Regions from separate parts of the Homo sapiens genome. Here region 1 is linked to region 2. A link is a contact called in ENCODE Hi-C data. All regions are on one chromosome and are shown on one strand. Each heading gives the region's core, a stretch centred on a gene start or an enhancer-like site at or near the end of the contact. The rest is flanking DNA. Distances are from core to core; before and after follow the strand shown.

The links. Hi-C counts contacts between places; a loop is a spot of excess contacts on that map. Pooled maps may share reads with other maps.
Region 1: a loop to region 2 is called in a pooled map, with 20 times the contacts of the local background. The contact joins the promoter of PSMB1 here to the promoter of PRKN in region 2. A Hi-C loop is called at or near these places in 4 of 50 pooled maps.

Annotation. Positions count from the first base shown.
Region 1 is chr6:170,551,927-170,554,983 of GRCh38, forward strand. PSMB1 (proteasome 20S subunit beta 1) reads right to left here and starts at 1,381. Exons shown (of 6, transcript NM_002793.4): 1 at 1,204-1,381. The coding sequence starts at 1,316. TBP (TATA-box binding protein) reads left to right here and starts at 2,443. Exons shown (of 8, transcript NM_003194.5): 1 at 2,443-2,537. RefSeq lists enhancers at 1,134-1,513, 2,324-2,713.
Region 2 is chr6:162,726,347-162,729,289 of GRCh38, forward strand. PRKN (parkin RBR E3 ubiquitin protein ligase) reads right to left here and starts at 1,420. Exons shown (of 12, transcript NM_004562.3): 1 at 1,316-1,420. The coding sequence starts at 1,322. It overlaps PACRG (parkin coregulated), which reads left to right and starts at 1,628. Exons shown (of 5, transcript NM_001080379.2): 1 at 1,628-2,045. The coding sequence starts at 1,890. RefSeq lists silencers at 998-1,537, 1,027-1,248.

The sequences.
Region 1 (3,057 bases), core at 131-2,630, 7.8 Mb after region 2:
ATTTAGGTTCAAGAAGTTCAGAAGTACCCAAAGTGTCCTTTAGTGGCAGAACCAAGGCTAAAATCAGACTTTCGTTATCTTTCTAACACACTCCCAAAATGTGCATTTATATTTCAAATTTATGAGGAACCAATTAACATTTTTGCTTTGTTTTTAAAATTTATTTTTGTAGAGATGGGGTCTTGCTATGCTGCGCAGGCTGGTCTTCAACTCCTGGCCTCAAGCGATGATCCTCCTGCCTTGGCTTCCCAAAGTCCTGGGATTACAGGTGCGAGCCACACTGCCCAGCCAATATTTTCTGTTTTAAGAACCATCGGTTCGTTCAAATTGCGTGTGTATATTTTAATGTACAAGGCTTGATTGGTAACTATAACCACTGTTTCAATTTACAGCTCTTCCCTGTCAAGAGTCTTAAACAGAGCATCTTTCTATAACCCTAAATCTCTGGCGTGCCACCACGGAAAATTATACTACTCAAGATAAAGCTGGTAATTAAAATAAAAACCAAAACTTGAACATAACATACAAGAACACACATACTAAAAGGTCCATCTTCTGAGTATTTTGTTTTCCTGAACTTAAGCTAAACGTTAAAAAAAAAAAGCACTTATCTATGAAACTAAGTTTGCTCAGCCAATCCCACCTTCTATTTGAAATAAAACAAAATGATTAAACTGCTACAATTAGAAATAACAGAAATCAGGCGGCTACAATTAGACATCTCGGCTACCAACCCAGCTATGCATCTAACAACACAGACCAAACAACCCTAACTTTTAAGTTTCAGACGCTAACCCTCTACCCTCGCCGGCTGGCATAAGAAACGTGTACATGAGGTCCAGTTTTAATGGTCTTCCACAGAGCAGAGGCTATGTTTCAATTTCTACTTTACTGTCTTACAGCAGCAAGGAGCACGGAGTGGCGGTCCACATAAAAACTCAAATGACATGACTGTAATGGGAAACCCTAAAAACCAAGGCTGTATCGCAATCACCAAGTAAACTTGAGCAAAGCGAGCCTGAAGAGGGAAACACAGGGCATGAGAGGACGGCAGGGAGACCGGCCTTGTGCGGACCCCCTCAGCTCAGGGTTCTGAGGCCTGCAGGAGCCCGGGGCAGCGCCATCACGGCGGTGACTCCTAAATAGGCTTCAGCAGATGGGGGAAGGGCGAAAGTGAAAGCCGCAGCTCTCTGGGGTTTTTACCCTCCGTTGAAAACGTAGGGCGAAAATCGCAGCTGCAAAGGGCCCGCGGCTCTGTGCGGTTCCATCCCCAAGTCTCTGCCAGGAGCCGAATACATGGCTGTAGAGGACAACATCGCACGGCTGCGCCTGCGGATCCGACACTTGCTGTCTCACGGCGAGATGGCTGCCTTGACCGGACGTTACGCCACTTCCGGCTTCTCCTGAAGTTCGCTCCCGGCCTCTCTATCTCACGCTAGTCGTTGCTCCTGGAGGGCTGCACGGCGGCTTGTCCCTTTGGTAGTTGAATCCCGCCCATTCCAAAAAGCGCTGACAGGGATGTAAAGGGTTTTTTTTGTTTGTTTTTTGTTTTTTTCCCCCTCGAAGAAAACATTGGAATTCACCCCAATGGACAAAAATTTAAGTCTGACCATACAAAAAAATTGTCAGAACTATGGCGCAACGGCAACTCGAATAACGGTGGGAACGTTAATTGTCCTGGCTAATAAAAAATGTATATAACATTTCCTATCCTTAAAGAGCTCACAACCTCACTGATAATAAAAAGTACAAAGAAAACAAGCAGTATAACATATGATTACGCCACAATGAACTACAGAAGGGAAAATCAAGGCGTGCTGAAGTCCCACTAAGAAACAACTGCGGAAAGAGCCATGTGACAACAGTGCATGAACTGGGAGTGGCAGAACTGAATATAAATGCATGTGTAAACACAAGCTGTTTGTTTTGCTTAGTGTTCCTTGTCATTCTACACGCTTGAAGATCAGCTAGCGTTCTTGCTGACAGGTAAGGAGGACGCGCTTACTGAGTGCCAAGCACTGCTCAGGCACTGATTCTGTCAATCTCTGTCAATCTCCCGACAGCCCAAGGGTAAGCACTGTTATCATTATTCAATTTTACAGAAAAAAAATGCGGGGGAGAGGTCAGGTAACTTGTCGAAGGTAACGCCGCTAGTTGCTTTAAACAACAACAACAACAACAACAAAACACACTCACACATATACACACACACGCCATTTAAAAATCGATCTTTCCTACGTCCAGCAAGGGCCAATTAGAGATGGCTGTGGCACGGCGGCCCCGCCCCGGAACTCCTCAAGAGCTTCGCCCCTCCTTACCTATGGAAACACAGGAAGTGACCTATGCTCACACTTCTCATGGCCTCGGCCCTAGTGGGAGCAACTCGCTGAAGCCGAGGGCAGAACTGGCGGAAGTGACATTATCAACGCGCGCCAGGGGTTCAGTGAGGTCGGGCAGGTTCGCTGTGGCGGGCGCCTGGGCCGCCGGCTGTTTAACTTCGCTTCCGCTGGCCCATAGTGATCTTTGCAGTGACCCAGGTAACAGATTGTACTCTTTTCTGACGGTTCGGGCGAAGGCCACCACTGCACTGAGGCCTGGGGGCAATGGTGGGGAAGAGACTAGGAATTGGCGCGCGTGCAGGCCCCTCGGGGGACGTTCCTCCCTTTCGTGCTGCCGCCGTTCCGGCCTGTAACGGCCACTCGGCCGCCACTCCCGCCTGGTGCCCTACTCTGCTGTGTTTCGCAGGCAGCTTCCCATCGTACGATTGTGGGGCTCAGGGTACTACTGGCTGGCTGGGCGGCGGCAGGCGGGACAGGACAGTCCCTTGCATCGAAGACCCTAAGTTTACCCTGCCCTGTCCTGCCATCCGCTTCTTCTCCATGTTAGAAGCAGATTCACCCAGATCTGTGCCCGCCTGTTTTGCTGCCAACATTGAGACTTAAATATTTTGTCAGAAGCCTGAGACAGCGGGCACGGTAGCGCTTAAGATATAATACACACCACTTTATTTGCAGGGTCTCCCGTCTCTCGGTTCAGGCCATCATGGTTTTCCAAATC
Region 2 (2,943 bases), core at 170-2,669:
GTTTTCTGATTCAGTTCAAACTTGTGCTTGCAAGTGAATCTTACGTAAATGTCACCTAAAAAGAGCTCAAGAAGACTCATAAAAAATATTTTTTTCGTAATTTGATTAACTTTCAAGTCATTCACCAAAAGTCAGACCATGCTAGAAAGGGAAGAAAAGTTGGACAACATTCTTGTTTTACCACAAAGACCATGCCAGTTAGCTGGCTTGATTCTCCCACTGATGGGGAGAATGTTTACATTTTAACAATAACTTCACAAATAAACAGATGTAAGAAGTGTTTTCAGTGCATAAAGATCATATACTTTATAAATCCACCTCTCATCTTTCTTCTGGACAGACCACATCTGACTTCGAACGTACTTACTGCAATCAAAAGTGTTTTGTAAAGGACCCTCCTCAGGAATAAACAAGCTCACTAAACCCTCCATACATAACCTGGAGAAACCTCCACAATAATGAAACCCCATCTAGCACTGTTTTTCAAACATATGGTGCATTTCCATTAATTTTCAGGGATAGCCCCTAAAGTAACTTTTGGCTCAACAACCCTGGAAGAGAGGACCTTTGCTCATCTTACACATCAAGTGTTCATGAACAACTCTGATGCCACTAAGTTTCGTTCACAAACTTGCACCTCGGTCGTTCTTTTACAAAAAAAAAAAAGAAAGGTTATTTTGCAAAAGGCAATAGATTTAATCTTGGCTACTATTTACTCTTAATGTTTCTTTCATCTCAGCCCTCCAATGAGAAGTTTAAAAGGAAACATCCGAGGGAGCAAGTTTAGATCTATCTGGAGGAGTTTCTGTGGAGCCAGCCACCCTCACCAGGTGCCTTCCATTAGAGTTTAATGCTTTGCTGCGGTTTCCTGAAAGAGCCCCACAGAGAGTGGGTCTCGATGGGTCCTGAACCGCACCACAACCGGCCAGTGAGGTGAGGGGCGAAGGTGAGGGGCGGCGGCGGGGCGAAGGTGAGGGGCGGCGGCGGGGAGAAGGCTTCGGGACCCCACACGGTCCGGGGGACCGCGAACGAGGAGCGGGGGTGCGGGGCCGCCTGGCGTCCCCGTCGAGGCGGTCTTCATGAGAACGCTCAGAGCAGGGGCGGGCAGGCGAGGGCTTCGAACGCACACACTGGGGCCCCGGACCCGCGTCGCTGAGCTGGGGAGCCCGGCGGCGCGGGCCGGGGACGGCACGGGCACTTTGGCCCCGTCATTGACAGTTGGCACCGGGGGTCCTGGTCGGCCGAGGCGGGGCGTGGCGCCATACCGGGGCGTGGGGCGGCGCAGAGAGGCTGTACCTGGCAGGTACCCACGTACCTATCATGGTCACTGGGTAGGTGGCGGCTGCGGGCCAGGAACAGGCCCATGCGCGCAGCGGCGCCAGCCGCGCCTCCCACCAGCGGCTCTCCTGGGTTAAATCCTCCAGGCCTCCCCGCCCCCGCGCCCGGCCCTAGGAATGCGCACGCGCGGAGGGCGCGGCCCAGGGCCTGCTGGGAGTCGTAGTTCTAACGCGTAGTTTCTCCTCACGCCTCCTGCCCCCAGCCCCCCACCGCCGCCCTTTCCGGCTTCAGGCCCAGCAATCTTACGTCACCGGGGGGCGGGGCTATGCGCCCGCCGTGTTGACCAGTCGCTTAGCAACCGGGAGGCTTACCTTTGGAAGCTTGTTGCAGCTCTAGCCAAGGTCCTGCCCTCTTCCCGCCCCGCCCCTAGGGTCCAGCTCCCTTCACCTAGGAGCTGCCAAACATCTGGATCAACCTGGGCACTACGAGGGGTTGAATTTCTACCATTATCGCGCCTTTTGATATTTTTTTCCAGACCTCCTGCTCACATCCGTAAAGCCCACTGATTCTTTTACTACACTTTTTATGAGAACAAGACATTTTCTAGGAAGATGGTGGCAGAAAAAGAGACCCTGAGCTTAAACAAATGCCCAGACAAGATGCCGAAGAGGACCAAGCTGCTGGCACAACAGCCGCTCCCGGTGCACCAGCCTCACTCTCTGGTTTCTGAGGGTTTCACAGTCAAAGCCATGATGAAAAACTCAGTCGTAAGTGATCTTCCTGAATTAAATGCACTCGCTCTGAATCAGGGGACACGAGATTTACAGAGGTTGGCCAGCCTTAGGATGGACTCTGAGCCATGTCCTGGGTGGTCTTTGCCAAAAAAGGCAGTTACTTGGCAAGTAGCAAACGGTGCCCCACAGTGTGTGGGGGGCAGGCTAGGTTGTTAGAATCTTGGGCAAGTGATGTACTCTGCCCATTTATAAGCACCTTCCTGATAACTTATGGTTTCTGGACCGCCCAAAATTACTCTTAAGCTATTTACACGAGGAAAAAAGATCCCCTTTACTTACTAATTCCTAACTAGCCCCACTCAGCAAAGGGCCTTATAGAAGGTGAGTTCTTAGAAATCATAAACTCTTGCAAAATTTAACATGAGCTGATATACAACCGGGAACATAAACTCATGAAATAATCTATAATGAGAAATTTCTTCACTTCAACCTAGGAAATTTTAGAATATCCTAGCATTTGCTCTAACAACACTTGTCTCTTACAAAATGATGTCATCTTCTTAGAGTACTGAAAGCCAACTTAATATGAACACTGTTTCCTGACAGGCCTTTTAAGATGATGTGCTTTAAACAATACAAGCTTTAGCTCATATATCTCTGCTACTAATACAATTCATATTTCATCTCTATTATTTGTAGTAATAAAAATAAAATATTCTAAGTATCATTAGAGAAAAAAGATTAAAAATATATACAAATATTTTAGCTGTCTGCATGATAGTATATATTTTTTAAACCTTCCTATTTGTTAAATAGCTTTACACTTGGTATGCTAAGACAGATTTTGCTACTGAGTAAGCAACTGTCTGGGAATGAGGCATTAAATAATAAATGCATCTTTCAAATTTGTGTAATTTACACCCTGGGAAGA